Linked DNA regions of Homo sapiens: all the other regions are linked to region 4. A link is a loop called in an ENCODE intact Hi-C map of the cell type or tissue named here. Cell type or tissue: thyroid gland. All regions are shown on one strand.

What was found. Peaks named below come from ENCODE experiments on the same cell type or tissue, not always from the same donor. Only the 100,000 strongest peaks of a DNase experiment are listed, where the experiment ranks them.
Region 1: it touches region 4 in a loop (3-fold over the local background); 85 of 110 quality-filtered maps call a loop at or near these places.
Region 2: it touches region 4 in a loop (6-fold over the local background); 71 of 110 quality-filtered maps call a loop at or near these places.
Region 3: a loop joins it to region 4, with 3 times the contacts of the local background. A loop is called at or near these places in 16 of 110 quality-filtered maps.

Annotation. Positions count from the first base shown.
Region 1 is chr9:91,678,210-91,686,209 of GRCh38, reverse strand. No RefSeq gene overlaps it. Among named protein-coding and RNA genes, the nearest start is that of MIR3910-2, 46 kb to the right of the region's middle. In thyroid gland, a CTCF peak has its summit at 4,300 (motif pointing right); a DNase peak (open chromatin) is centred at 4,309.
Region 2 is chr9:91,723,911-91,731,910 of GRCh38, reverse strand. ROR2 (receptor tyrosine kinase like orphan receptor 2) reads left to right here. Exons shown (of 9, transcript NM_004560.4): 7 at 756-1,001; 8 at 5,168-5,370; 9 at 6,804-8,000. Among named protein-coding and RNA genes, the nearest start is that of MIR3910-2, 92 kb to the right of the region's middle. In thyroid gland, CTCF peaks have their summits at 4,239 and 4,444; no DNase peak of the experiment used is centred here.
Region 3 is chr9:91,182,632-91,190,631 of GRCh38, reverse strand. It overlaps LINC00484 (long intergenic non-protein coding RNA 484), which reads right to left. Exons shown (of 3, transcript NR_135306.1): 3 at 7,870-8,000. Among named protein-coding and RNA genes, the nearest start is that of LINC02937, 23 kb to the right of the region's middle. RefSeq lists an enhancer at 2,098-2,267. In thyroid gland, no CTCF peak of the experiment used is centred here; no DNase peak of the experiment used is centred here.
Region 4 is chr9:90,910,123-90,918,122 of GRCh38, reverse strand. No RefSeq gene overlaps it. Among named protein-coding and RNA genes, the nearest start is that of LINC02957, 83 kb to the left of the region's middle. RefSeq lists a silencer at 2,964-3,113. In thyroid gland, CTCF peaks have their summits at 2,223 and 3,032 (motif pointing left); DNase peaks (open chromatin) are centred at 2,222, 3,062 and 3,702; H3K27ac peaks cover 2,532 bases.

The DNA of each region.
Region 1 (8,000 bases), 770 kb before region 4:
GTGGTGTGATCTCTGCTCACTGCAACCTCCGCCTCCCAGGTTCAAGTGATTCTCCTGCCTCAGCCTCCTGAGTAGCTGGGACTACAGGTGCCTGCCACCACACCTGGCTAATTTTTGTATTTTTAGTAGAGATGGGGTTTCACTATATTGGCCAGGCTGGTCTCGACCTTCTGACCTTGTGATCCACCTGCCTTGGCCTCCCAAAGTGCTGGGATTACAGGCGTGAGCCACCGCACTTGGCCCCAGAAGTTCTTTACTGTACTATTTCAGCATCAAGTGAAATAAATTCTGTAACACTGGTGTATTAGTCAAGGCTCTCCAGAGAGACAGAACCAACGGAATATAGATAGATAGATAGATAGATAGATAGATAGATAGATAGATAGATAGATAGACAGATGAGAGGGGGGTTTATTCAGGAAATTGGCTCACGTGATTATGGAGGCTAAGAAGTCCCACCACAGGCTGTCTGCAAGGTCAAGACCCTGGGATCCTGGTAGCGTGGCTCAGCCCAAGTCCCGAGGCCTAAGAATGAGGGAAGCCGGGGGTGTAACTCTCAATCCGAGGCCAAAAGCCTCGGAACCCAGGGGGCCATTACTGTTAAGTCCTGGAGTCCAAAGGCTGGGGATCCTGGAGTTGTTGTCCAAGGACAGGAGAGGAGGAGTGTGTCCCGATGCCAGCAGCTAGGTGGACACATGACCCCTTTCTCTGTTTTTCTTCTTTCTGAGGCCCCGGCAGATTGCACGGTGTACCTTCCACACTGAAGGCAGAGTTTGCCCACCTAGTCCACACAGAGACACACTCTAACCTCCTCTGGAAACACCCTCACAGACACACAGACACACCCAAAAACAATGTGCCACTAGGCTTCTAGATATTCTTAATCCAGTCAAGCTGACGGCTAATATTAACTGTTGTGACTGGTATTGTCCTTTTGTTCTGCTACTTTTGCTGACTGGATATGTATGAAATGGCACCTCATTTAGATTTTTAAATGGACATTTTTAATTTGGTGTTCATTTTTTTTTTCCTGATTACTGGAGAGGTCAAACACCTTTTCACAGTTTCTGGTCATTTGGGTGTTTTCCCATCAATTGAGTCTTCATGTTTTCTGGCCATTTCTGCTGAGTAGTTTGTCATTTTCTTATTGTCCCACATGAACTCTTTACATCTTCTGGATACTAATCATTAGCTGGCTAGATGAATTGAAAATATCTTTTCTAGTATATTGCTCAAATTTTATCTTTCTTTATAATATCTGTCTCACAAAATCTTTTTTTCTTTTCTCTGTCACTCAGGCTGGAGTGCAGTGGTGCGATCTCGGCTCACTGCAACCTCCGCCTCCCAGGTTCAAGCGATTCTCCTGCCTCAGCCTCCTGAGTAGCTGGGACTACAGGCACGTACCACCACACCTGGCTAATTTTTTGTATTTTTAGTAGAGAAGGGGTTTCACCATGTTAGCCAGGATGGTCTCCATCTCCTGACCTCGTGATCTGCCCACCTCAGCCTCCCAAAGTGCTGGGATTACAGGCATGAGCCACCATACCTCGCCCACGAAATCTTTTACATTTAACATAATGGAGTTAACCAGATTTTACATGATGACTTGTGTCTTATTCAACAATTCTTTCCACATCCAGATGTCTCATAAATACCAGACAATATTTTCTTACAAAAAATTTAAAGTTTGCTTTTCACATTTAGGTATTTAATCTAGAATATATTATTTTAGTGTGTGATATGAGGTAGGAAAATAAAACGTACCTATTTTTCTGCAGGATAGGCAATTGTCCAGCACCATTTATTAAAAGTTGATGTTTCTCTATGAGTGTAACGCACTTCCGTGACACACCGTCACAGTATGCATAACACAGGAAGAAGTCTATTTGCAGACTGTTTTCTCCACTCGTTGATTCTTCTAAACACATTTTAAAAACAAATGCTTCTTGGCTGGGCGCGGTGGCTCATGCCTGTAGTCCCACCACTTTGGGAGGCCAAGACAGGTGGATCACTTGAAGCCAGGGGTTGGAGACCAGCCTGGCCAACATGGTGAAACCCTGTGTCTACTAAACATACAAAAATTAGCCTGGCGTGGTGACACACGCCTGTAATCCCAGCTACTCAGGAGGTTGAGGCAGGAGAATCACTTGAACCTGGGAGGCGGAGGTTGCAGTGAGCTGAGATCACGCCACTGCATTCCAGCCCAGGTGGCAGAGTGAGACCCTGTCTCAAAACAAACAAACAAACAAACAAACAAAAAACCACCAAAAACCACAAAAAAACCCACAAATGCTTCTTTAAAACAAATATATTCTATTTTTAATATTTTATTCTTTATGCTGTCATGTTTGCAGATACATTAAGTCAGGTTGAGAAATTACATTCTTATATCGCAATAAATGAGTCCTAATCTACTAACCTTATCATCTGGGCAGTAGAGCTGTATGCAGAAGAATGCCATCTTTTTGTTGTGCCTCTGAATTGCTTGTAAGGCCACATGACCAGTGCTGTTTTCTCTCACTTCTGATAATGGGGAGGAACTGGGATACTTGAGGGTCACCCTCCTAGGAAACCAGTCAGTAAATATTTGATTGATAGGTAGTTTCCATTTATCTACAAAATGAGATTACTCTTCATATGTGAGACATGGTTCTGCAAGTCCTAAGAGAGTTCATCATGCATTCTGTTGTTTATTTTTCTTTTGGAACGCCCTAGCTTTTCTTGACCAGGCAACCCATCATGAAATTTAGCATTGCAAAAATTCTGAATTGTTGGGTAATGAACCCAGTCTTCAGAATTTACATGGGGGAATCATTGTGGTGAGGTGCAGGGCACATCTTGGATTAGCTCTATTTTGTGAAATAAGATGTACTTGAGAAATAATCACTATATTTTTTCCTTTTTCTATTTTATATGTTTTGGGAATTAGTTGTGACAGTGTCTGTGGTGGGCAGAACCTTAGGTGACCTCCTCCAGGGTCCCCACATCCGGATGTTCACACCTTTGTGTGACCCCTGCCTTGACTGTGCGTGAGACCTGTGGCTTGCTTAGGCAGACACAATACGGCAAAGGTGATGGGCTGTCACTCCGGTGGTGAGGGTATGTTAGATTAGACTCTGTTGCCAGCTCACTCACTCTGGTCCCTCTCTCCCTGGCTGGCTTTGAAAAAGCAAGTTGCCATGAGTCAGTCCCAGACACGCAATGACACAAACTTTGTCTAACACACCACCCCAGGGAGCTTTCACAACCAAGCCCTGGGGACATCATGATTTCAGCCTGAGAGACCCAGAGCAGAGGCCTGGTTGAGCAATGCCTGTACTCCGACCCCCAGAACCTGAGAGATGATACATGCGTGTTGTTTGAAGCAGCAATAATGTTTGAAGTAATTGTTATGTAGCAATAGAAAACTAATACATTGACTTACAGATGATTTCTGAAAGTCATTTTCCTGGCTAATGCATACGATGGTTGGAATGTTCCAACCAATTCCACCGGGTTTGTTTTATCCAGATAAGAAATAGATAATGTTTATATTAACTCTTTCCCAGGGCCTATTACATTAACTTGTAGTTGAATGCTCACCCGCGGTTCTAAAACATGCGCTAGTTCCTACTTTCCCCTGCCTGTTTTATTTGTTCTCAAAGTCAGATGACTTGAGCTTGCAGCTCCAGCAGGGAAGGGTCCTTGTCTTTCCAGGTCACTGCTGTATCCCCCAATAACCAGCGAGGGCTGGGTACACAGCAGGTTCAAGAGATATTGGTTAAATAACTAGGTACATGAACAAATGGTTGTCATCACATTCTTAATAGTGTTATAATTCTCTGTCTCAGACTCTGGGGTAAGCGTTTTATGTACATTATCTCTCTCAATCACTACAACAGCCGTGCTGGATAAGTGGGACCAGTCTCCGCGGACAAGTGGAGACCTCGGGTTCCCAGAGTTTAGCGATCATCAGAGATCAAACGGAGATTCAGTGGCAGCACTGGAGATCGGACCGATTCTATTTAAAACACTTGTCTATTTAAGTATATTTAAGAACACACACACACATAAATATATATATACACACATATACATGCACGCAATATATACAGCATATATTTCTGTATAAATACATATATTTGTACTATACATTTATAAATAAAATTTTATTTTGGTAAATAAAATTATATATAAATTTAGCAAAAGGACTGAAATTCTCCGTCTACACTGATCTCTCTCGAGGGAGTGCAGTTTGGCAGCCCGGCTGCCCGAGGCTGTTTCCTGCCTGTGGGGTCCGTGCGGCGCCTCCGCGGGCTGTAGATGGCGCTCGAGTCCTGGCAGCGCCCGCTCCTCTGCGCCTTGGCAGCGCCTGTGTTGACTCCCGGCGCCCTTGGCTGGTGGGAGAGCGTATTTTCTCACAATTAATACAGATGGGTGGCCCCATTATGGGCGCTTCTTCATCTGTGAATTATTTCGTGTGAAGAGAAGTGCTTGCGCATGCTTAATTTCTAACCGCGATTCGGGGCCTCTGTGCCAGCCCCCGGGAGGGAAGTGGGAAAAGCTGGGGGGCTTCTAGGGATCCTGCTCGTGCCTGGAGAGCCGGGCGCCGGGGAAGGAGCGCGTGTGCGGAAGCCTCCTCTGAGCCTCTAAAGGACTCATGTCATCTCGGTAATCTCACAATATCCTTATGAAGGAGGCACGGTTATTAGACCCTTCGAAAAGAGGAAATGGCCTAGAAAAACTATTCTAAAGAATTGAACTGGAATAAAACTATTCTAAAGAAAGGGAATGGCGTGAGGCTGCTCCCGCCAGAGTCCGAGGCTAGCCCATCTCCACCTCGGGCACTAAAGGAGCGAAGAGAGCAGAGATCCCCTGCGTTTCTTCAGCAGTTAGTGCTTGTTCCTTTTTATCGTCAACAAGAAGGACCAGCAAAGCCATGGCGACATGCTGGCATCTCGTTTTGCAGGGTGTGACCCAAGGAACTGCGTGCTGTGGCCGTGGCACAGACGTCCCCAGTCCCCAGCCCCGGCCAGGTCCCCTCCTGCTGGGGTGGGGTGGGGCGGCAAGCAGTGGGGGCGGCCCATCCGCAGCCTCCCAGTGAGTGCTGGTGCCTTGGAGGGGGCCACGTGATATGTTGAGTGGGTGTCGGGGGGAAGGTGGGGGAAATGGTGTCACAGAGGTCTTTGATGTTGTAAATAATTTCTATGCCATCTTAAAGAGCCAACTGTGGAAAAATATTAGTCGAAACGGGATCCAACTAAACATGATAGGCCAACAAGGTGTGAAATGTGAGGTGTTGTATTTTACGTCGAGGCCAGCGTGAACAGATTTTAAGTCTGGTTTCTGTAGGGCTCCATGGCAAGGGGGCTGGTGGGGCACCAAAGACAGACATTTCCTGCAAGGCTGAGGGCGCCGGCCTGCCTTTCCCAGTGCTTCCAGTTCACTGCCGTTTGGCTGCCAGGAAGGCTAATGTCTGACACGCCCTCTTTTGGCATCAAATAACCAAAACTAGTCAGTTCTAGTAAATTTAGAAATTTACCAAGAGCTGGAGTCCCCTTTTCATTAAATCCATATGCTTACTGGAAGCTAACGGGGGTCATAATACAATATATTGAATGAGACAAACACTATGAAAAGAATTACACTAATTTTTGTTGTAGTAAAATCACAAACTTTCATTTGCATGATGAAAAAATACATATTGAGGCAGAACTCTACGATTGGCATGTTAGGTATGAAATTAAAGGCCTGGGAGCATGAAATCGTCCTTTAGTATCTGGGGCTGATAAGATTTTTAATCACTTTTATATGAGACCACAGATTATTTATAATCGACTCACTTAAATAGTCTAACTGATATGGTTGAGGTAACTTTAAAACATTTTTTGCTGAATGACTCACCCAGGAAGCTTTGAATCTGGAAGATTCTGCCTCTAACAGACTTCCAACCACTTCTCTAGAACCGGTGGCTTACCATTCCCTTCTCCCAGAGCCTATCCAGATGTTAACACACGACGACGCAGAAACCAGCACGCATTTATCCAGCATGCTGAAGGTAAGGACTGTGTTACCAGGATTCAGTTCAGACTTAGAAAGTGCTCAGTCTGGCCGGGCACGGTGGCACATGCCTGTAATCCCAGCACTTTGGGAGGCTGAGGCGGGCAGATCACAAGGTCAAGAGATCGAGACCATCCTGGCTAACATGATGAAACCCTGTCTTACTAAAAATACAAAAAAATTAGCTGGGTGTGGTGGTGTGTGCCTGTAGTCCGAGCTACTTGGGAGGCTGAAGCAGGAGAATTGCTTGAACCTGGGAGGTGGAGGTTGCAGTGAGTCAAGATTGTGCCACTGCACTCTAGCCTGGCGACAGAGCGAGACTCCGTCTACAAAAAAAAAAAAAAAAAAAAAAAAAAAAGAAGAAAAGAAAAGAAAGTGCTCAGTCTGTGTGGGTGGATTAAAATTGGAGATGAGTTTCATAAGGTAGCCCGAAGGATCAATCGACCTCATTTCATTCTACTCCTATGCCTCAAGAGATCCTTCCTGCATGCTTATTAGGGTATGAGAAGAAATTACTTACTTATTAAAATTCAAGAGTGGGACAGTAAAAAGAGAGTAGAGTGTTTAAAACCTTTTATTCCTTTGCTTTTCTGGAAGCAAACAGAGACTTATAGGCTATTGTTTTGCTGTTTGTCAAATATTTTGTAGGTGTGAAATTAATAATGAGTCAGGCAACTGTGCGAGATGCTGAGGATACAGCAATCAAATGCAGGGACGGTATCTTCTGGAGCTTCCAGCCTCACAGGAGGACAGTCAATCAAACGAGCACAGAGAGGGGGAAATTTAGTGACACAGAGTGCCTTCCCTAGACAGAGGTTTTTTGAGGAACAACATCCTTATTGCACAAATATTGCAGTGGTGTTGACGGAGTCCCTCCCTTTCTTCTCTCAGCCCTACATTCTATTCAGGTGCGTGGAGAATCCTGGGAATCTGCACACAGGTGCTGGGCAACACCTGGACCAAGAAACTTTTTGGGGTCTAGGGAAGCACAGGAGGTAGACCAGTAGTCTGGAGTTAGAACCACGTTTCCTGAAAAGGAGCAGAAGTTATCTAGACAGAAAGTGGGAAGTGCCTGCTGCAGGACTGGGGCTGTCCCAGGCAAAGGTTCCTCCTCGGTGCAAGCAGGAAAGGCATTGGAAGACCTGAAAGAAAATGAGTATGTCTGGAATGCAGTACCCAGAAAGGGTAGCCTGGGGAAAGAGGCAGGGAGACTGAGAAGGCCTTGATGAGAACCAGAGCCAGGAGGTGGACATAATTTACCCTCAGCCAAGGGAAGAGTCATCAAAGGGGTTGAAGCACAAGAATGACACGGCCACACCTGTGTCAGGATGAATCAGGTGGGGTATGGAGAATATATTCTCTGTGAAAACATCCAGGAAAATGCCACTGTCATGTCTCAGGTCTGTCTTATCTTAGGTTACCCAAATGACTTGCTTTATATTTTTGCTTTGTCTTGTCTTTGTTTGTAACTTAAATCCATTAAAACAGTTGCAGCCGCTGCATCACTAGGTGGTATAACCACATGCAGTATCATGTCAGGGCCACAGTAACAGAGGCCCACAGGCCGAGTACCTTAAACAGCAGAAATCTAGTTTCTCACAGTCCTGGGGGCTGGAAGTCTGAGATCAAGCTATTGGCAGGGTTGGTTTCTTCTGGGGTCTCTCTCCTTGGGTTCTAGATGGCTGTCTTCTCCGTGTCTTCATATTGCAGTCCCTCTTTACCAATTTGTGTCCTAATTTCTTCTTATAAGGACATCAGTCATATGGGATTAGGGCCCACCCAAATGGCCTCATTGAAGCTTAATTACCTCTCTGCGGACCCTCCCTCCTCATACAGTCACAGTCTGGGGTATTGGAGATTAGGACTTCAACATATGAATTTTGGGGTGTTGTGGGGAGATGCAGTTTATCCCATAACACTCTACTTAAGTAAAATGCTTTTTCCAAAATGTTGCTGCAGAA
Region 2 (8,000 bases), 810 kb before region 4:
CAGAGTCTCACTCTGTCACTGAGGCTGGAGTGCAGTGGCATAATCTTGGCTCACTGCAACCTCCACCTCTCAGGTTCGAGCGATTCCCCTGCCTCAGCCTCCTGAGTAGCTGGGACTACAGGCGTGCGTTACCACATCTGGCTAATTTTTGTATTTTTAGCAGGGACGGAGTTTCACCATGTTGGCCAGGCTGGTCTTGAACTCCTGACCTCAAGTGATCCACCCGCCTTGTTAGCCACGGTGCCCCAGCCAGGAGGGTTTAGAGCAGCGCCCCACACATGGTAAACACTACAGAAATGTTCACCAAATGCACACCCCAACCCCAGGGTTCCTCCATGGAGGTGGCGTGGCCTGCACTGTTCTCACCCATGGCTGAGCAGGGTGTCCTGAGATGGAGGGGCCAGGCCCTTCTTGCTTGCACAGTTGGCTTTCTTCCTAGAGCAAGTTGATCCTGAGGCTGGGGAGACATCCCCATTCTGGTGGGGTGGTGGTGTGCAGGTGCCTCGTGGGTCCCAAGAGATGGTTCTGGGGCTGTGGAATAACTTTAGACAAGTTTCCTTCCCCATGCCTATCCCTGATGTGCCCTGCATTTAATTTGTGGGCTTGGGACTTCATTAAGCCATTACTTTTAATGCCTCTTTTCTGGTAAGTTATGTAAAATCCTTGGATCTTTTGGAAATTCTAGTTTGGGCATGTGTAGGCAGAATGGTTTTGTTGTACCCCGGAGGTTTTCCTAACGTGTTTTCCTTGTTCAGACCATCAGTGCTATAACGGCTCAGGCATGGATTACAGAGGAACGGCAAGCACCACCAAGTCAGGCCACCAGTGCCAGCCGTGGGCCCTGCAGCACCCCCACAGCCACCACCTGTCCAGCACAGACTTCCCTGAGCTTGGAGGGGGGCACGCCTACTGCCGGAACCCCGGAGGCCAGATGGAGGGCCCCTGGTGCTTTACGCAGAATAAAAACGTACGCATGGAACTGTGTGACGTACCCTCGTGTAGTATGTATTCTCTCTCTCTTTTTTTAATGTGTTGATTGTTGAGTGAACCTTGTGATGAGGGCGTTCTGTCCTGACCTGGGTTGGGGTGTGCCTCTGTACGGTGGCGACCAGAGACCCCTGATCTTACCACAGTGACCATTTTAAATAAAGCTGTTGGGCCACGCGTAGTGGCTGATGCCTATAATCCCAGCACTTTGGGAGGCCGAGGTGGGCAGATCACTTGAGGTCAGGAGTTCAAGACCAGCCTGGTCAACATGGTGAAACCCCATAAAAATACAAAAATTAGCCAGGTGCGGTGGCACATGCCTGTAATCCCAGCTACTCAAGAGACTGAGGCAGGAGAATCACTTGAGCCTGGGAAGCGGAGGTTGCAGTGAGCCAAGATTGTGACACTGCACTCCAGCATGGACAGCAGAGTGAGACCCTGTCTCAAAAATAAATAAATAAATAACGCAAGTTATTGGTTGTTATGAAAGTAACATCTGACCATTACAAGACATTTTAAAATATAGAAAAGTCTGAAGAGTAATGTCAGATCACCCCTAATGTTACCACCCAGTAGTGACTTGTTTGCGTTTTGGCCCACCCCCTTCCATCAGCCCTTTTCCCATGTATGGATGGTCCTGGGATATTCACTTTGACATTTTGTTTCTCCATTAACATTATCTCCCAGTGCGGTGGCTCACAACCTGTAATCCCAGTACTTTGGGAGGCCAAGACGGGTGGATCTCTTGAACCCAGGAGCTTGAAACCAGTCTGAGCAACATGGCAAAAACCCGTCTCTACAAAAAATACAAAAATTGTCCAGGCGTGGTGGCACACCTACTTGGGTGGTGGAGGTGGGAGGATTGCTTGAGCCCAGTAGTTCAAGGCTGCAGTGAGCCATCATGGTGCCACTACGCTCCAGTCTAGGCAACAAAACAAGACCTTTTCTCAAAAACAAAAAACAAAAAACACCATTATTGCTCAGTAGTTCCTAATATTCGTAAAAATATTTCCCTTCCACCCACCAGCTTTTGAGCTTTTCACTGCTTCTCAGATTTTACACTTAGGTTTGGTGGAGTGAGGCGAAAATAGAATTCATTGCTTGTCCTCATTCCTTGCAAGTGTGTCTGTAATGTCATGAATATGGAAGCTCACGTGGCTGATGGTTGACAGCTTCGACAGTTCTCACCTCTGTCTTAGTCATGCCCGGTTCACCAGTCCAGGCAGCAGGGTAACCAAGGCTGGGCTGGGAGCTGGAAGCAGCAATTGGTGAATGAGTGGGCACCCGCGGATAAAGAGAGAGCAGCCGGTGAAGCGAGGCTGGGCTCACCATGCACCTGGAGATCTCCTCCTGGGGTGCAGGCCCGCGTGTCTCTACTCCGAAGTGCAGGAAATAAACACTGGCACTAATGACCTTCCTGATGTGTGATTCAGCAGCTCCAGATTTGGCATTGCCTCTGGCTCAGCAGATCAGACACAAATCTTCAAGAATGTGTTCATTATGGGAGAACAAATTTTAAGAATGAAATTATCAGTCATTCAAATTGCGGTCTAGGCACTCTGGAGCACTCCAGACCTTAAAGCTGTCCTGCAATGAAGGATGGCCCTGTGCCCTGTAAGGAACAAAAGCAGGTTGTAGGACAGAACTGTGTTAGAGGTGCTTTTTTGCTTATTGTTTTGTTTCTGGCAAAAGGAAAATGAGTGGGAGTTTGTGTGTGAGCACACACAGGCTCCTGACTTTTACGAGGTTTTGGAAAGATGGATATCAAACTTTTAGCAGTGATTTCCCCAGACCTACAAAAGTGTTCAAATACAAGACTTTTTTTTTTTTTTTTACAGTGAGTAGGAATTACTTTTGTAATTAAAAATAAATCAAAGCATGAAAAAAATGTATGATTTTGGACCAGTCAATTCTTAGAATCTTGTATCGCAGGTTTGTACTTACAGGGCATAAATGGAAGGATATTTATTGCAGAATCACTTGTGAGAGCTAAACATAAAACAGACTGTTTATCAGTAGGGCTGGATGGGGCAGTTGGAGACGCCTGTGCTGTGGAGTGGCATGCAGCTGTGGGAGAACACACATATCTATCTGCTCCAACATGAGCTGCTGTCCAAGAGATTTTATTCTGCCAAAAAAACAGGAGCAGGAAAATATGGATGACACGATTCTATTTAAAATCAAGTTCATTTAGGCCGGGTGTGGTGGCTCACGCCTGTAATCCCAGCACTTTGGGAGGCCAAGGCAGGCGGATCACCTGAGGTCAGGAGTTCAAGACCAGGCTGGCCAACAGTGCAAAACCCTGTCTCTACTAAACATATAAAAATTAGCCAGGCATGGTGGCGGGCGCCTGTAATCCCAGCTAGTCGGGAGGCTAAGGCAGGAGAATCACTTGAACCCAGGGGGCAGAGGTTGCAGTGAACTGAGATCCCACCACTGCCCTCCAGCCTAGGAGATAGAGCGAGACTCCATCTCAAAAATAAATAAATAAACAAACACTCTGTCTCAAAAATAAATAAAATAAAGTTCATTCAACATTCGAATTAAGAAAACCATATAAAACTACTGTGTCTATATGTCAGAATAGTTGAATATCGGTTGTTCCATGTGGTTCAACCTAAAATATACATAAAGTTAGGAGAACACGAAACTTAACCATTTATAGCCTTTGGGAAAGAGGACTGTTAGAAATACTATCTTTTGAAAGGCCACATTTCTGTAATACTACAGTTTTTCCCAGTAAGCATGAGTCATGTTGGTAATGTTAAGTAGATAATAAAAGCAGGTGATGGTGTCAGTGTGAGCTCACACCTCTGGTCTTGGCGTGAGAGTGGCCTGGACTCTCCTGCTAACCTTAATAATGAAAAATGAACCAAACCCTAGTAAAAAAGAATGAATCGGCATCCCCAGTGCCCCGAAGATTTCTGGAACACCTGCCTCAGAACCCTTTCAGAGGGGAAGCTGCTAGGTGGGGCCAGAAGAAAGTTTTGTTTGTGGTTTTACTTGATTTCTTCTTATTTGGGGGAGCAGGGGTGGGGCAAGGCTGGGTTTTGGGACAAGGTGCTTTTTTCCTAAGGTGGCAGTAGCATGTTCACTTTTAGAACCGAGTTAGCTCTTTTAGGCCTCACACTGACCAGAAATCACTTGTTTGCTTCCAGATGAGAAGCGCTTTGCCCCCTGGCCATGGGGCCCTCTAAGTCTGATATAGTTATTTGCAAGGTTAAGGAGAAAACAGAACACCGTGGTTTTCTGGGGATGTGGGAAAGTGGCTCTCTAGAGAACTCACCTTCCACCAGGCTTAGGGTCAGCGTCCTGAAACGGCACCACTTTGTCTTACATTCAATTGCTTTGACGTGTGGGGTGCTTGGGGCCACGCAGCCTGGGAGGAGCCAGCCCTGCCTGGAGTCCTGCTCAGAATCTGAGGTCACCTCAGCCTGCCTGGTGTGCCCCCTGTACCTTTCTGTAAATCCTGTAGAGGGAGACAAAGAGTTACTTTTCCCTGTGATTTAAAAAAAAAAAAAATGCAGGGAAGGTAGCTGGTGGCCTTGAATCTTGGTACCCAGTGCTTTCCAAGAATTCTTGTGCCCCTGTTGCATATTGTATTGGGTCAAGAGCATGGACTACTGGTGCTCTTTTAAATCTAGTGCATGTTTAATTATTACCCTAAAAGAATCTGTCATCATTAGATAAAAATGTGAAGAAAACATTAAAATGTTGAATGAGGAAAAGGATCGTGTCTAATCCCAGTACCAAGTTTCACTCACCTTGGACAAGGGTCTCCAGTGAATTTCATGAACTTGTCAGTAGCTGGGGAGACCTTGATAAAAGTGAAATTGGGCAGAGCACCTATCTCCGATGGTATTCAAACATCAGGAACAGAAAGCGGATGTGGTCGTTATTAAGATCATTAGAATTCATTTACTTTTTATACTGCATATTCCCGCTTGTTTCCAGGTTGGGCAGTTTTGGGTTTTGTTTCCCCAGGATGCAGCCGGGTGTGCATTTTTTGGTGCATCATGTTTTTTAAGGTGTGGTGTGCCCTTTTACCCCATTGTGTAACTTAGGTGATGACACACGTGCACGTGAAGATTTTGGCTGGAGGTGGAGAGTGGGTTGGTAGAGAACTTAGAGTAGAAAAGGGATGTTTTCTGAAAAATCACGAAAGCCTTATTGTTCACAGGTCCCCGAGACAGCAGCAAGATGGGGATTCTGTACATCTTGGTCCCCAGCATCGCAATTCCACTGGTCATCGCTTGCCTTTTCTTCTTGGTTTGCATGTGCCGGAATAAGCAGAAGGCATCTGCGTCCACACCGCAGCGGCGACAGCTGATGGCCTCGCCCAGCCAAGACATGGAAATGCCCCTCATTAACCAGCACAAACAGGTCTCCATGCCTTACATTTTCTACCCGGGTGGCTCTTCCAGGTTTAATCCTCAGGGGTTGTTTCCCCCAACATTAAATGTCTTAATTTACTTGATACATAGCACATAATTATTTTAAACTCCGCTTCATTTTGCCATTTTTTTTTTCTGTAAACTAGATCAGGACATGTGTGCTTTAGAAAATAAATGGCAGGCGTGTTGGGAATTCACTGCCCCAGAGTCCATGGGCCTCCTTCTGCCTGGACCATGCTGCCCCTGTGGGCCCCAGCGAGTGTCCTCACTGTCCAGGTGCCTCAGCTCTGCCCAGAAGACACACAAGAACAACAGGGCTCCAATGCTCCCCATAATTTTTCTTGACACTTTTGGGTTGGGTTGGTTTTGCTTTGTTTTGTTTACAGGGAAGGATAGGAGAATAGCTCTTAAATGGGAGTAGGTGGACAGGCTACCACTAAAAGGCCACCCCTCATCCCAGAGCAGCCTTAGATGGGGGTGGGGCACTGAAATACAACAGATGAGAACATGTGCTGCAGCCTCTCCAGGTTGTGTTGTAAAAGGGCATTTACACTCATTGCAAGCCGTAGGTAACATCATTCTCAGCCAGCTTTGCAGGGGCTCTTCAAGGTGGCCAGGAGGGAGCTGATGCACTTGGCTCTTCAGTCCCAGAGTCGGTGAGAGTTTGCTATGGGCAGGGGCTGGCCAGCGAGGAGGGCACAGAGCCCCGGGGCTTGCACGGAGGCCCAGGAACCTCTGGGGAGGATGAGGGCTGGCCACACGGGAGGAGCTGGTGTCATAGAGGCCGAGAGAGATGCAGGGTTCTCAGGGCTCCTATCACCTGTGGGGTACTCTTTCCAGGAACATGTTTAACAGAGACCCTAGTCAAGAGGCCCATGGACAGGCCCATTGAGGGAACCTCTGTAGAACAACTGGCTTGGACTCTTATAAGTGACAAAATTGCCAAGACAAAAATGTCGTGGGAAAGCCTCTGTGGGGTCCATGAGAAAAAGACATCACATCTCACGTGATGTGTCGGCACACATGGGGGTTGGAGGGAACCTGGCAGGGTATGTCCGGGGCAGCCCCAGGGCAGCTGGTGCCTGGGCCTGGCTGTAGGGTGTGTGTGTGTGTCCACACATGCACAAGTGGGAAGGAAGTCAGTGTGTCCCAGCTGGATTTTGGAGGGACCTTATTTGTAGCCTGGTTGGGATCTGTGGAAGATTGCAGATGGGAAGCAACCTTGGCATCAGAGCCGTATTTAAGGTTAACTAGAGAGCTGTGGGTGGGCAGGCCAAGGCTGGGTGGGCAAAACCAGCGGGTCTTCTGCAAGGCCCCCCTAGTCGTGGCCGCACAGGGACTCCACTCCTCCCGGCTGCTCTGCAGCTTCCTCCAGGGCTGCGGTGACAGTGATGTTTCACGTGGGGCTTTTCTTCTTGACAGGCCAAACTCAAAGAGATCAGCCTGTCTGCGGTGAGGTTCATGGAGGAGCTGGGAGAGGACCGGTTTGGGAAAGTCTACAAAGGTCACCTGTTCGGCCCTGCCCCGGGGGAGCAGACCCAGGCTGTGGCCATCAAAACGCTGAAGGACAAAGCGGAGGGGCCCCTGCGGGAGGAGTTCCGGCATGAGGCTATGCTGCGAGCACGGCTGCAACACCCCAACGTCGTCTGCCTGCTGGGCGTGGTGACCAAGGACCAGCCCCTGAGCATGATCTTCAGCTACTGTTCGCACGGCGACCTCCACGAATTCCTGGTCATGCGCTCGCCGCACTCGGACGTGGGCAGCACCGATGATGACCGCACGGTGAAGTCCGCCCTGGAGCCCCCCGACTTCGTGCACCTTGTGGCACAGATCGCGGCGGGGATGGAGTACCTATCCAGCCACCACGTGGTTCACAAGGACCTGGCCACCCGCAATGTGCTAGTGTACGACAAGCTGAACGTGAAGATCTCAGACTTGGGCCTCTTCCGAGAGGTGTATGCCGCCGATTACTACAAGCTGCTGGGGAACTCGCTGCTGCCTATCCGCTGGATGGCCCCAGAGGCCATCATGTACGGCAAGTTCTCCATCGACTCAGACATCTGGTCCTACGGTGTGGTCCTGTGGGAGGTCTTCAGCTACGGCCTGCAGCCCTACTGCGGGTACTCCAACCAGGATGTGGTGGAGATGATCCGGAACCGGCAGGTGCTGCCTTGCCCCGATGACTGTCCCGCCTGGGTGTATGCCCTCATGATCGAGTGCTGGAACGAGTTCCCCAGCCGGCGGCCCCGCTTCAAGGACATCCACAGCCGGCTCCGAGCCTGGGGCAACCTTTCCAACTACAACAGCTCGGCGCAGACCTCGGGGGCCAGCAACACCACGCAGACCAGCTCCCTGAGCACCAGCCCAGTGAGCAATGTGAGCAACGCCCGCTACGTGGGGCCCAAGCAGAAGGCCCCGCCCTTCCCACAGCCCCAGTTCATCCCCATGAAGGGCCAGATCAGACCCATGGTGCCCCCGCCGCAGCTCTACGTCCCCGTCAACGGCTACCAGCCGGTGCCGGCCTATGGGGCCTACCTGCCCAACTTCTACCCGGTGCAGATCCCAATGCAGATGGCCCCGCAGCAGGTGCCTCCTCAGATGGTCCCCAAGCCCAGCTCA
Region 3 (8,000 bases), 270 kb before region 4:
TTTTTGAATATTTCAAAATAATTTTAAAAGATGCCATCAATAAGTCCAGTTCCTAAATGCATCATCTTTAGAGAAAATGAAATTTTTAAAAGGAATAAAAAGCACATACACAGTGACTGGGCATGGTGGCTCATGCCTGCAGTCCTAGCTACTTGGGAGGTTGAGGCGGGAGGATCATTTGAACCCAGGAGGTTGAGACTTCAGTGAGATATGATGGCACCATTGCCTTCCAGTCTGGGTGACACAGCGAGACCTTGTCTCAAAAAAGAAAAAAGGGGGAAAAAGGGACATAATGCTTCACAAATTAAATGGAACAGGCCAATGAAGCTTTGATGGTCTTTGAACTCTTAAAATAATGACTGTCTTGGCATGGACGGGGCAGGCTGATCCTTGGGCTGCTTGCTGTGGTCCAGAGAGCTTACCACCTGTGCTGGGACTGGGGACTGCTACCTGCCTCAGTGATGTGGTTCTGGAGAGAAAGTGCCTGGCAATGGAGAGAGGCGTGGGAAAAGAACCTGCCTCAGAAGATACAATCATGCTGAGATCCGTACAAAGAAATGAATGGGGATGATAATGATGGTGCGTCAGGGAGGATCCCAGGCTGCAGCCCCTGGTCCTATGCAGGAAGGGTTATGTGTCAATTCTGCTATATGTCAAGCGCCATACATTACAAGAAAGTATCTAGGTTTTGACAAAACAATTTAAATTCTAGGAATTTGCCATAACCCAGTATGTACACAGAGAATGTTAATCTTGGAGTTAGGGGAAGCCTTCGTCAATGGGAAAGATGGGATAAATGCATTAAAGTTCATGCACTCTATGCAGCAATTGAGAATCATGTTGTAGGGGTGTCCATATAATTATCATAGGAAAAAGTTTACTATGTGCTGTTATATTGAAAAAGCAGGTTACAGTTCAGTAAGCACAATATAATCATATTTTCATGTAATAAATATAGTACATGCACCTATTCTAATTTTTCTACAATTGTATTCATTTTCTATTGCTGCTGTAACAAATTACTACAAACTTAGTGATTTCAAACAACACAGATGCATGTATCATTGAGAGTTCTGTAGTTTAGAAGTAAGTGGTTCTCACTGATGAATGTGACGGTGTTGGCAGGGCTGTGTTCCTTGCAGAGGCTGTAGGAGAATTCTCCCCTCATCTCTCTGGCTGCCTTCGGCCACCCTGTCTCGTGGTCCTCACCTCCAGCTCAAAGTAGCAGCAGGAGGTCGAGTTCTTCCCACACCACACCAGACACCCCTGCCTCCTCATCCACAGCTGAGGACCCTGTGGTTACACTGAACACACCTGGGTGATCCAGGATTCTCTCCCCACTTCAGGGTCAGCTGATTAGCAACCAGAATTCCATCGGCCACCTTGACTCCCCCGTGCCACGCAACCTAACATTCACAGGGTCCAGGGATTAGGGCATTGCTATGGTGCTGATGTGTGTCCCCTCCACATCCATGTTGAAATGTGATTCCCAAGGTTGGAGGTAGGGCCTCGTGGGAGGTGTTTGGGTCATGGGGGCAGACTCCTCTCAAGGGACTTGGTGCCCTCCCCACAGTAAGAAGTGAGTTCTCGCTCTGTTAGTTCAGGTGAGATGGAGTTGTTTGAAAGAGTCTGGGACATCCCTGCTCTCTCTCTTGTTCTCTCTCTTGCCATATGACACACCCGCCTCCCCTTTGCCTTCCACCATGATTGTAAGCTTCCTGAGGCCTCACCAGAAGTTGAGCAGATGCTGGTGCCATGCTTCCGGTACAGCCTGCAGAACTATGAGCCAAATAACCCTGTTTTCTTTATAAATTACCCAGCCTCAGGTATTTCTTTATAGCAAGCAAAACAGACTAATACAAGCATGGATATATTTGGGGGCCAGTGTTCTGCTTACCACAACAATATACATGTATTCATTTTAATTAGACAAGAAGAGCTAGGAAAGCCAGAAAGCTCTTGTCATTTTGTATCAATTTTCATTTCAGCATTAACATTCCCCTTCATTTCTGTAACCGTAATTCCCATAATTCTCAGTGTTCTAAATTTACATTAATCCAATCTCATTCACTTCATATCATAGCTTTTCCATTTCTATGTTCTTGATTAATTAGGCAATTTTATTTTACTTTTGTTTTCCTAAAATGTTCTGTATTTCTTGAATCCTGGCAATTTTGAAAATACGTGTCTATTGCCTTTGACTAGAGTAATTAATGACTTACCTGGGTGTCAGATTCTTGGGCACGATTTTTTCCTCTCTGATGATCCTGAGGATCTTTTCTCCTGGCATTAAATATTGCTGGTAAGAAGTCTAGGGATAATTGAGCCCTCTCCCCACAACAGTTCTGTGAAGAATTGTTCATTTGAAGCCACTAAGACTGTTGCAGTAGAAAACTAATATGGTCATGCTGCTGAGGACCCTTTCTGGGATTCCTTAAGCCCAACCATATTCCAGACTGGGTTGAGGTTGTCCAGTCATGCTGTCTCAGCGTGAGATGCAGGCCTCTGCCCCAGACCTGCCCAGCCCTGGGTGGATGCCCAGCTTTGTCTACTGCTCCCACTTCCTTCACAGCTTAGGGAGGGAAAGGACAAAACTATATGGATTTTAGCCCAGAAATGGCTCATCTGTGGGAGAAGGGACCCTTAACACAAGACGCTTAGTGTGGCCTTCTTCCTGGGCTGCCCAGGGTTCTGGCATTGCTTTCTTTCCCCTGTGGTAAATTTCTCTGTGCTCAACATAATGAGCTCAGGGTGGCCAACTCCAGCCATGCTTGCCACCAAAGACAGTCAAGCGGGGGTCCTGACGGTTGTTCTGCCCCTGGGGAGAAGGGGCCTTCCACTCTCAGTGGGAGTTGGAGTCTCTCCCTACGTGGCCTCTGTTCCTGGTGGGCAGGGTGTGTCCACCTCCCTGAGGTGCGTGGCCTTCAGGGAGGAGCCCTGGGATCTTCTCACCAGCTGTCTCTAACTTTATGGTGTGGGGCTGATCCTCTTTCTCACTGTGAGTGCAGCTGGCATTTTATTTTTCTGTTGTTGCTCTTCTGTGGATATGTACTTTGTAAGGTTTGGGGCGGAAGGTTTCGTCAGCGCCCATCTTTCCTGGAGGACGACCTGAGTTTGGAAGATCTGGAAAGCTCAGTGCCCTGCACCTCCCCCGGGGGCTTCATTCCTCCCTTCCTGCACCTTCCTAGGGACTCCATCTCTCCAGCCCCCCCGAGAGGCTGTGTTCACTTTTTATCCCTCCCATTTCACCTAGTGAGAGACGACATGCATTTCTAATCCATTGAAAGGAAGATTTTACAACTATTTTCTGACTCCTCTAACTTTTAGAAATGAACTTTACCTCAAATATCTACAACTCTATTCCCCAGTTGACAGCTAAGAAGAGCACATAATCTCTTTACAATCAAATAAGCACCATATAACATGGACTGTGCAGTCGGGCAGGTGGGAATTCAACCTGCCTCTCCCATTTGCCAGTTGATAACTTAGTCTCTTGCCTCTCTGGATTTTGATTTCTTTGTTAAAAATTTAAAAAGGTGGTAATAGAATGACTCATGGCTGCAGTGCATGGGAACTGCCTCACATCCTCCTGGCAGGGTGGGGAGCAGGAGAGGAAGCTGAGGTGCAGTCACAACAGTGGCCTTAGCTGACCCCACAGGGAACACCAAGCTGGATGGCCCTGCAGAGGGTTCCTGAGCTTGGTCAAGGGGCTTTAGGTCCACATGAACTAGTCGCTGGAGGCAAAGGGCCCCCAGGAAGGGCTGAGTCATGGGACAGTTGCCTCTCTCAGTGGAGGCCAACAACCTCCCCACCCTGGGGAAGAAATTCTTTGTCCCCAATGGAGAACCTGGGTGGCTCCCAGTGCCCATGAGTAAGTAGGAAGCTGTTATTCCTTCTGAGAACTCCCCTGCTACCCCAAGTCTTCTGCTGATCCCCTCAGTGACCTGGCTGGAGCCAGAGGGCACGGGACTCCAGGTGATCAGCTTATGGTGGCAGGACAGAAAATGGGTCTGGGCTCAGGGCAGGCAGAAAACAGCACACCCAGCATTGAGGGCCACCTGGCTTCTCCCCCGGGCCCGTGCCTGGTCTTCAGGCTGCTCACCTGGAGCAGATACTGCTGCCTCCCTCGTGGACACATCACTGGAGGCAGCCGAAGGGCTTGTCATCTAAAGGGCTTCATGAAATGAAGCTCAGAGTTTGGCTCTACCGAGTGCCTCTGTGGGAGCTGGGACATTGACAGTGTGCCCGGGTCATCTTTGCAGCCAAAGCCATGTCCTCCCATTTCTCACTTCATTAGCAGAACACTATTCCCAAATGTTTGATTTCCCCGGGAGCAGGGTTGCAAGACTGCTCCTAAACTCATTTCCAACTCTTAATAATAGAAAGCCATCTCTCTACAGGGAAGAAATGACTTTTCTTGGAGATACTCTGGGCTTTGCAAACATTAAACAACTATTAATAAATATGAAGTTGGCCTTCGGTGGCTCACGCCTGAAATCCCAGGACTTTGGGAGGCCGAGGCTGGTGGATTGCCTGAGCTCAGGAGTTCGCGACCAGCCTAGGGTACACGGTGAAACCCCGTCTCCACTAAAATACAAAAAATTAGCCGGGCATTGTGGCATGCACCTGTAGTCCCAGCTACTTGGGAGGCTGAGGCAGAAGAATGGCATGAACCTGGCAGGTGGAGGTTGCAGTGAGCTGAGATCACGCCACTGCGCTCCAGCCTGGGTGACAGAGTAAGACTCTGTCTCAATAAATACGTACATACATACATACATACATACATACATACATACATACATAAAATGAAGTTGCTGGACCAGATGAGGGCTTTAGGCAAAGAAGCAGGAAGGCTTTTTCTATCTGGCTTGCTGGGCATGTGGCCATTTCTCTCAGTTGTGGAGAAGCCCAAACCTGTGTTTGCTCTGTGAGGGGCCTGAGGGGCCTCATCTCTGGGCCATCACTTTGTTCTTGGTAGAAGGCTTTTGCCGGCATCTGTGACCTGAACCTTCAGCACTTGCATGATGCAGGTAATAAGCAAAGTGGCTTCTAGGGCATCTATGATGTCTGGCAGAAGAGCTAGGGAGCTGTGGGCTTTGGCAAGTGTGAGGACTCCTGAGACTGAGGAACCAGCCACTCGTCAGGCACAGGGGCTTGCATATAACCAAGGCTGCTCTGTGTAGCAGTGAAGAGAGCAGGTGATTTTTTTTTTTTTTTTGAGACAAAGTCTTGCACTGTCGCCCGGGCTAGAGTGGCGCAATCTTGGCTCACTGTAACCTTTGCCTCCCGGGTTCACGCGATTCTCCTGCCTCAGCCTCTGAAGTAGCTGGGATTACAGGTGCACACCACCACACCTGGCTAATTTTTTGTATTTTTAGTAGAGATGGAGTTTCACTATGTTGGCCAGACTGGTCTTGAACTCCTGACCTTGTGATCCGCCCACCTCGGCCTCCCAAAATGCTGGGATTACAGGTGTGAGCCACCACACTCGGCCAGTGTTTGTGTTTTTAAAGTGGCTTTGTGAATCGTTTTTTGGGGTTTGCTTTTTGTTGAGGAACTTTTGAAATGGTATCTCTAACATTCTGGATTATCTAAATATCTCTGGATTTTTCTCTTTCTACTGAGTTTGAGTTGAACAGAATTGTTTTTGAGCTTCAATGTCCTATTAAGAGGTAGGATTTGTTTTCTGTAATTTAGTCTTGAAGATAAGCAGCCGGCCCCTCTGGAAGTTGTCCCTCAACTGCCATCTTCATGCCCTCATCCCGAGCTCTCTGGGGTATCACCAGGAGCACCTCATTGGTGATGTGAGTGTGCTGTTGTTATCAGAGTGGAAGCCCCTGGAAACACTCCGTTAGGGAAATGTGTGTCTGTTTCTCTGGGTGCCCGGGGTCAGCAGAGCACCTATAGGCACAGGGGAAACAGAGGAACCTTATGGCATTTCAGTTACTGCTGTGTAACACAACATCCCCAAATATCATGTGTCAAGCAATACAACCTTTTCTTTTTTTTTTTTTTGAGATGGAGTCTTACCCAGGCTGGGGTGCAGTGGTGCGATCTGGGCTCGCTGCATCCCCACCTCCTGGGTTCAAGCGATTCTCCTGCCTCAGCCTCCCGAGTAGCTGGGACTACAGGCGCACACCACCATGCCCAGCTAATTTTTGTATTTTTGGTAGAGATGGGGTTTTGCCATGTTGGCCAGGCTGGTCTCGAACTCCTGACCTCAGGTGATTCACCCATCTTGGCCTCCCAAAGTGCTGGGATTACGGGCATGAGCCACCGCACCCAGCCCACAGCTTTTTCTTTCTCGTAATTCTGTGGATGGGAATTTGGACAGGGCTTAGCTGGGCAACTCTTCCACCCTACTTGGTGTGGGCTGTGGCTGATCCTATGGCTGCATTCAGCTGGGAGCTTGAACTGGCTGGGACATCCAAGCTGGCCTCCATCCTCCAGGGCCTCCTCCAGATGGCCTTGGCTTGTCCATGGATCTAGCTTGGCTTCCTTGCAGCATGGTGGTCAGGCTCTAATCGGGAGAACATAGAGCTCAAAGCATCTGAAGAATTGGACTTGAAAGGCCCAGAAGTTCACATTCTATTGGCCAAAGAGGAAAGGAAGGAGAGTCTCGGCCTCACAGACCAGAATAGGGATTAAATGAGTTGTTGTGTGGATGTGTCTGGCATTAGTAAATATCCTGTACACCATAGCTGTTTGCATTGTTATGCCCCTTTAGTCATTAAGTCATTAGATAATACTCATGGTGCAGGGGTGGAGGAAACAGCCTGTCAGAGGCAGTTTCGAGGGTCAGGAGGTTTGCTCAAGGAACTCCATGTGCAGAAGGACTCAACCCTGATTGCATATTACAATCACCTGAAAATCGCCCGGCCAGAGCCCCACCCAGGTGACTTCAACCAGTCCTGGGGTAGGATCCAGGTGTGGGTATTTTTTAAACTCCCCAAGTTAAGTTATTGTCATGATACAGCTATTGACCATGACTGGTAAGAGTTGTTGATTCAGTGAATGAAAGTGTGTTTAATTTTTTTTTTTTTCTGAGACGGAGTTTTGCTCTTGTTGCCCAGGCTGGAGTGCAATGGTGTGATCTCGGCTCACCGCAATCTCCGCCTCCCGAGTTCAAGCGATTCTTGTGCCTCAGCCTCCCAAGTAGCTGGAATCACAGGCATGCACCACTATGCCCGGTTAATTTTGTACTTTTAGTAGAGATGGGGGTTTCTCCATATTGGTCAGGTTGGTCTCGAATTCCCTACCTCAGGTGATCCGCCTGCCTTGGCCTCCCAAAGTGCTGGGATTACAGGCGTGAGCCACGGCGCCCAGCCTTAAATTGTAATCAAATAGCACTTTTCAAAAAGCTAACTATAGACAAGAAGGTGCTGGGTCCCAGAATGTGAAAGTACAGGAGGCTTAAGTTAAACATCGACGGCCCCTGAGCCCTGCCTTTCCACCAACAAACCAGCCAGGCTCCCAAGAAAAAAAGATGCCCCTTTGTTACATGAGATGAACATCTTAGACTGATCTATTAATGAAATAAATGTACAATTTGAGACTAAACAGCTGGACAGGAAGATGGGATGGGTCTGACTTCAGACACTATTGGCTGGTGCAGGAGCAGGAGGGAGGCAGAGTGGCGGTCTGTGCCCACTCGTGCGTTCATTTGTGACTATTATACAAGTAGTAGCACTCCAACATTTATAGTGTAGCCTCGGAATTATGCAGAATATATTTGCAATCTATTTTTGGTGGCAGAACTGGAAATAGAAATTTAAAAACCTGAGAGAGAGAGAGAGAAGAAAAGGAGGTGGGAAGAGCAGGAGCTTCATATTCCAGGTGGAAAGTTGAAGTCATGAAACCAGACAAATCTCTCTTTCTTTCCTCTAATTAATTAAAGGTTGTAAAGTCAGGGTGTGGGCTGGGTGTATTCCCTTTATTTTTTAAAACCATGTTTGACAGCTCCAGGCTCCCAGGATTTCATCAGGATCTCAGGTGCGCTG
Region 4 (8,000 bases):
TTTAATTTTGCAGCTGTTCTGGGGATCTCATGATTCATAAGGAGCCCTACAGATCTAGAAGGTTGTGTGTCTTCTGCTCTAGAATCAGAACCAATAGGACATATATAGATATGTGAGACATTATAGGAATTGGCTCATATGTTTATGGAGGTGGAGAAGTCCCATGATCTGCCATCTGCAGGTTGGAGACCCAGGAAGGCTGGTGGTGTAACTCAGTCTTAGTCCAAAGGCCTGATAACCGGACGAGCTGATGGTGTGAGTCCCAGTTAGAATCCAAAGGCTCTAGAACCAGAAGCACCAGTGTCCGAGGGCAGAAGATGGATATATCAGCTCAAGCAGAGAGAGCGGATTTGCCCTTCTTCTGCCCTTTGGCTCTATCCAGGCCCTCAGCAGATTGGATGGTGCCTACCCACATTGGTGAGAGTGGATCTTCTTAGTCTACTGATGGAAATGCTCATCTCTTCACAAAATGCCCTAACAGACACACACAGAAACAACGTTTTACCAGCTATCTGGGCATTCCTTAGCCCAGGCAAGTTGACACATAAAATTAACCATCATAAGTCCACTTCTTGTCAACTTAACACCAAAAGGCATCTTCTTAAACTATGCTAATCTTCAAATAAAGACAATACCAATGTCATGCTATCTGCCTATCTTGCATACAACCCAAAACTCACTAATCCCTTCCCCACAAGAGAAGGCAAGGGCCTTCGGTGATGTTTACTCTTCTCCTTGATATCTCATAATTTAAATACTATAATGTAAGATTGACAATACTTAAGTATTCATATAAAGTCAATGTATTGTGTGTTACAGGATAAGGGAATAAGAGAGGAAAGAAAAAAAGATATTTGCTTACTTTGCATACACACAAATGTATTCTTAACAAAACAGGGAGAAAGTACTCATAACAGTTACAGTCCTGGTTTCTGTAACTGGTCACATGGCCACAGTAAGTATCTATAACCACTTTATTCCACCGACGCATTCTGTATTCCCTTTGCCTTCAGCAAGCCCCTCAGGTGGTTATGAGTTTTTACCTGGTGCAGTGACCCAAACCTTCATTCCTGAATTTTCCATTGAGCTTAATCACAAGGCATAGTAATACTAAGAGACGCCCTAAGGAATTTCCTATGTTCTAGACATACTCTTCCTTACTTCCATTGTGGAGCAGCAATCCAATTTCCCTTTGATAGTCAAGATCAATCACCCCAGCCAGCAATATCATTCTCTTCTTGGCCTGTTGACTCAGAGACACGAAGAGCCCACAATGGCTGGATGACAGTCTTCATTTCCAGTTGGAAGTTGTGGAAGTTGTAGAAATTATGGAATCATTGTTGCATCTCCTGGTGGAAGCATTCTTCCCTCTGGAGCTAAGACATTTAGGCTAGCAGGGCATAAAGTTGTGGGAACAGGAAGCAAAAATGTTGCCAGTGGCTCACTAGGGGTGATGGTGAGTGGTGTATCTCCCATTTCCACTGCCTGATTCCCGGACCAGTGAGTCGTGGCTATGGGACAAACAACACCATCGATTGGAGGCTGATTCAGAGTGTATAGTTTATGTCCCAGAGTCATCTCCCTGGGCATGGATGGGAACTTCCCAGAAGAACTATGGGGAGCTGGTTATTTGACATATTGAGCAACATGTTTGGCTTCACAGTAATGTGCCCAGGTAAGTCCCTTACCTCTGTTTGGTGCTGTCCATAGGCCGCCTTGTCAGTTAGCTGAAAGGCAGTGAGAATACATGCGTAGGAATACATAGCTTCTCTGTAATCCCAGCACTTTGGGAGGCCGAGCGGGGGCGGATCACGAGGTCAGGATTTCAAGACCAGCCTGGCCAATGTGATGAAACCCCGTCTCTACCAAAAATATAAAAAATTAGTTGGATGTGATGGCATGCACCTGTAATCCTAGCTATTCAGGAGACTGAGCAGGAGAATTGCTTGAACCCAGGAGGCGGAGGTTGCAGTGAGCTTAGATCGCACTACTGCACTCTAGCCTGGGCAACAGAGTGAGACCCAGTCTCAAAAAAAAAAAAAAAAGAAAAAGAAAAAAAAGAAATACATAGCTTCTTACCACCCAGGAAGGACCGCCAGTCACTCCTTTTGACATTCCTCAAAATTTCTTTTGGATGTGTCAAGAAAGTGGCTCACCTTTGGCTTTGCTTCACGTCTGGAAATCAAGAAAAGCTGTGAGCCAGCCCTGAAGTGGGATCTACTCAAGACTGCCGATGGCGCCCCCCCTGGGAAGGTGCTAGAAGGCTAGGCCGGGACTACAGTGGAGCTCAGAGCAGGTGGTGACGGGATCCCTGCTCTCAGTCCATTGCAGATTTTTGAAAATTAACTGTCCTCACCTGGAAAGCAGAGGCTGGATTAGATCTGAGATTCTTTTGTCACCTCTTTGGACCCTACATTCTGTAAGGTAGGGTCCCTCCACACCATATTGATTCAGCAGTACATAAATTCATTACTTTGTTTTCACATCTCCCTTAATCAAAGCCTGGACTAGCAAGCTCCAGGTGGGGAACCTGAGCACTCCTGTCATCCGGAATGCCTCCGGGAAAAGTGTGACGAGTCCTTCAGTTCCCAACAGCCCAAGGACTCCAGGCTGGAGGCTAGCAGGCCTGGGCGAAGGCTCCCTTCTAGCTAAAGCACGCTACATCCCACCTTCGGAGACCAAAGACTCCAAAATGACTGCATTTCAATGTCAAACTAACAGAACAAGTCCACACCAAGCTGACCTTTAGCAAGTGGAGTTAGAGAAACTCATTCCAATCCCCTCTGCTGGACAACACTGTGATCTCAAAGATTAGATATGGGTTCTCTGAATAGAGCAGTCATTTGCCAGTCACTTATTTTGAATATAAATCACTTAATACATTATTTCTGTACCTGTTGAAACGCGATTCCAATTGTGCATGCAGTTGGTGTCTCTTCCACTTTCATAAAAATAGGCATAACCTAGGAGGTAGGTAGCCTGTCCCTTTCCTGCCAGGTGGATGGCTGGGACCAGCTCATGCCCAGGTGTTGGCTGCCATCTAGTGGGCACTTGAGAAGTAGCCCTGAGCTGCTGTGCAGTCCAACTCTCAGTTGTCTGCCCCAAGTGGGCCGTCCCCGTGCGGAGAGGCACCCTGCAAGCTGCCTCCTTCCTGCCCTGGAGAGCAGCACTCTGGCCAGGCCTTCCCACCCCATGTCAGGGACATGGCTCCATGGCCAACCCCCACTTCTTGTCCTTTCCCTTCTTTTTCCTTCCCTCTGTCCTTCTGGTAATGTTTGCCTTTTAAAATTGGCAAGCCAATTTAATTCCCAAACCAAGGAAATTAACCCCCCGAAGTGAGAGAGAGTGCAGCAGCAGTGGGCAGTATTTGCCACTACTGCTTACTTGAGGAACTACCCTGAGGATGGCCATTCTTTATGTAAACCCCAGCCCTGGGGGGTCTACACGGTGAAACCCCAGAGCTCAGGGTCCCTTGTCTTACCTTGGGGCTTCAGGAATAAGCACTCATCAGGGATTGAGATTCACATCCTGGGCCCAGGAGCTCTGGATGGGAGGCTGCCTTGGGTCACGTCAGTCGCCGCTCATTATAACACGGTACTTGGGGCTGGGCACTGGGCTGGAACACAGTGGCTTTGGAGGGGCCCACAGCGTGGGCCACGTGGTGCTTCCCTGACTTAGCAGTGAGCCAGCAGCCATGCCCACATCCAACAGACCCAGAGTCCATGCTGCAGTTGTTGCTGGATGCCTGTGACCTGGGCTGGTGGCCAGAGGGACGGCACTGGAGCGGGAGACGTGGTGCCACGCCGGGCTTCCCTCAGCTTCAGGCTCTGGTCAGACTTCAGGGACAGCATCTCCTTTGCTCCTCCCCACGGCACCAGGCAACATGGGTGGAGTGGGACTTAGCGATGCAGCTCCGTCCATGGGGCTTGTGTGGTGGGGGCAGCTCTGGGATTATAGCTGCCCACCTTGGGGTACCCTGGCCTTGCAGGGTTAGAGGACAGAGCCAGAACATGCCAGCTGGACCTGGCCTGATCTTTCTACCAGTCTGTCTGGACAAACCTACACAGACAGGTCTGACCCCCAGGGAGCGGAAGCTGGTTGGGACATGGCCCTGGGCAGATATGACCCTCATTCTGTCACTGTTTTTTGAGCAGGGACTTTGGGAAACACCCACCTGTGCCTTTCACCTGCCCATTCCCCAGGAACGGTCTCACGTTGGGCGTCGGGTGTTGTTTTCACAGGGACCACCAGGTTTTTCAGCAGACAGCAGGGCAGTCTCAGAGCCCAGCATTGCCCTCCTGGCCTCCCCGGGTCCCAGCACAGCTCCATGCCTCCATGTGGGCAGCTTCATGGGTCCTGTCCCTGAAAAGCCCATGGAGTCTGCATGGGGTGGGGCAGTTCCCGAGCATGGAGGGGGAGGAATCTGGCTTCTAAGAGAGATCCCCCACCCCCATCCAGGTGACTTCTGGGCACCTGTCCCAGCCACCGAGGAGAGTGGTTATGAGGGGACATCTAGGATGTTATACAGCTGCTAAGAGATGAAAGTCAGGTGACTCGGAAGATCCTGATTCTCTGGCTGACGATGGGCACCCTGGGGCCCATGCAGGCTTGAAGTTGGGGCTGGGGGAGAAAACAGGGGCTTGGTCTGCTCTGGAGGGAAGTGGCATGGTGTCCTGCCAGACTGGCTGGTTTGAAAGTCGTCAGGAAAGACCCACAATAAGACACATTTATTGATGCTAATTAGCCATGGCTGAGATTGGCTGAATCAGAGTCTCTGAATTCAGACATCCTCACAGGCCAGTGTTTCTCAGCCCCAACACCACTAGGCAGAGGTAAACAATGGCAGAGGGATAGGACACTTCGAGTACAATGTTTGCACCTGGAATTCTCCCACCTGCCTTGCAGTGACCTGGTCATCTCGACAGGCCAGAGATGAGCAAGTCTTGGCTACACACGTGGGTGATGCTCCCCACGCCCTGCAGGCAGGGACCAGGCAGCTGGGGTCACCCAGGAGAGAGTGGCAGGGCGGGTGGCCCAGGCCCCTGGCTCTGAGATCATGCCCTCCTGAGCTCCATTGCTAAGGTGGCTCTGCTGAGCTGCTACTACCAGGACTGAGGTGTCGGGACAGTGAGTTCTGGCTGGGTCCTCTCCCAACACCCCCCACTTCCACACCGCTGTACACAGAGCCAGGGGCTGCACTGCCCTCCCCTCCTACCTGTGTGTGACTCTGACCCTGCAGGCTTGGGTGTCTGTAGTGGCAGACAGTTGTTTCTTCTCCTCTCTTGGGCCTCAGCGGACCCCAAGTGGTGGAGAGAGCAGGAGGGCATGGGGCTGGGTGCTCTTGTGGACTGATGGCGGTGTCCTGGGGACAGTTAGGCAGCTGCTATCATTTTCAGTGAGGATATGTGCCCTCTAACCCAGCAACAGTCAACGCCCAACTGCAACGCACAGCACACAGCACAAAATGGGTGAGCGTCCAGCTCCCCCCACAGAGCTGGAAGCAGCTTGTGGCAGCTGGTCCTGGGAAGCTGGCTCTGGGAGGCAGTGGAGATCAGGGGTTCATCCAGGACAGCCCCTGGCGTCCATGCCTGCCACAGCAGAAGTGAACAGAAGCTTTGGATACCCTCACAGGGGCTCTGGAGCTAATGTGATCCAGCAGAGTTGCCCCAGGTGGCCCAAGATGTGCACAGCTGTACACACCTGCACAGCCCCATCTCCAGCAGAAGCACCCCCATCAACCCCGGCCTCTGGCAGGAGGTCCAGCCTATGACGTAATGCTACAAGGTGGTTTAACATCTCACCAGAAGAATTCAGGGCCCTAATGAGCAGACCCCCCCTCAGGCTCTGGGAGAACCCAGGAACGTTTTCGGCTCAGTCCTGAGTGCTCCTCCCAGTGGCCCTGCCTCATGGCTATGGGAGGGTTATTGTACAGCTAAAAGCACTCAGGCTGGGGGCCCTCTTCTGCCTCTTCCTAGGATGTATGATCACATGAATATATATTTGGTGCTTGTGACCTGGGCTGGTGGCCAGAGGGACGGCGCTGGAGCGGGAGACGTGGTGCCACGCTGGGCTCCCCTCAGCTTCAGGCTCTGGTCAGACTTCTTCTGGTGAGATGTTAAACCAACTTGCAGCATCACGTCATAGGCTGGACCTCCTGCCAGAGGCCAGGGTTGACAGGGGTGCTTCTGCTGGAGGTGGGGCTCTATATATTTGAGAATAAGTGAGGCATTTTGGCCACAGGCCGTTGAGCCGCAACCTCTCTCCTGCAGCTTCCTGAGTGGTGGTATATTCACATTTGTCTATTCTTACAAATGGCCCCAGACTGGAGGAGGTGCAGGCCCCACAGAACTGGAGTGCTTACCACCTGAACCCCTGGAAGTGTCTCCCTCCTGAAGGCCCTGGGTCTCAAACCAGCTGCTCATTTGACTTGCCCAGGGGCTTTAGACAGCTGCCAGGCCACAGCCCAGAACCAGGAGCCAGCCTCATGGACTTTCACAGGTGAGTGCCCAGTGCCTGTAGTCAGGTAGGGCCCCATCTACATCACCCAAGAGCTGAGAGAAATGCAGCCCCCCAGCCTCCACTGTTGCAGGACCTTTCCTTAGTTCAGCTAAAGACTGGGTCCTTGTCTGTCCCACGGCCATGAAAATTTAGGCTTGCAGGCAGTTGGAGAGGGTGAGTAAAGCAGGGTTTTACTGGATAAAAAAGAAGAAAAGGGGGAAATGAGGACTCTTGCGAGGCCAGAGTCCCTGCTAGAGGGCTTCCTGCTGCCATTCAAATCTCAGGTTCTGCACACGAAGAGGAAGGGCCAGGCTCCTCCCAGCTGCAAACATCATGAACTTCCTGAGGCTCCACCTCAGTGGACAGGCTGGTAGGAGTTTCTCGAGGGACCCCCTCCAACCTGGCTGACTCATTATGACCCACTGAGGCAGAATCTGCTTTTCAATAAGATTCCAATAATTGTCAGGTACAGGGAGGTGTGAACTGTGAGCCCTGGAGTCCTTCGCCCCCTTTCCGGAGTCTCCCTGTGCACTTACCTCAGGGGCCCGGGGAGGTGGGGGCATGGCTAGCATGGTGGGGCAGCCGACCTGGGGCTTCCTGTCAATACCTGGATTCACTTTCTGGTGGTGGGGACTGGGCGGCTTAAGCTACAGAAGTTGATTGTCTCACAGTTTGGAAGTTGGGAGTTTCTTCTGAGGCCTCTCTTCTTGGCCTGCAGATCGTGTCTTCATGTCTCCCAGTGTGTATGCCTATGCAGGTTTCCCCATCTTCTAAGGACACAGAGTCCTACTAAATTAGAGACCACCTTATGGCCTTGTTTTAACTTGATCTAAGATAAGTTATAGGTCTGCAAAGACCCTATTTCCAAATAAGGCCACATCCACAGATACTGGGGTTAGGACTTCAACATCTTTCCAGGGCACACGATTCAACACCACTTTACCCAGAATGACTCAGGGTGGGCGGGCCTGTGCATCCCCTCCTCCTGATGTGCAGGGGCCACCCAAGGCCAAGACCAATGAAGCCAGTCCCCTGGAAGGCCCCAGCCTCATTCCTGCTCCCCCTAGGTCTTCAGAAGGCATCTTCACCAACTTGCTGCACAGCCCCAGGGTCCAGCTCTGAGGGAACCAACCACACTCAGTCACCTAGAATCCTCTCTGAGCTAGGAGTGAGGCCTTAATCTGGGTCCACTGGGGGTATGCCATTCACAGGCACTTGAGATGAAGCAGTGCACAGAAGGACAGGGTCCATCCGCACAGTGATATGAGATGAATTATGTCTGCCCCCAACTCCCTGCCAAAAACATATGTTACAGTCCCAACTCCCAGAACCTCAGAATGTGAACTTTGCTGATGTAATTTGCTAAGATAAGGTCATACAGGAGTAGGACTGCAGGAGGACACAGGAGAAAGGCCTTTGCAAGTCAAGAAGAGAGGCCTCGGAAGGAATCAATCCTGCCAACACTTTGATCTCAGACTTCCAGCCTCCAGAGCTGAGACCAT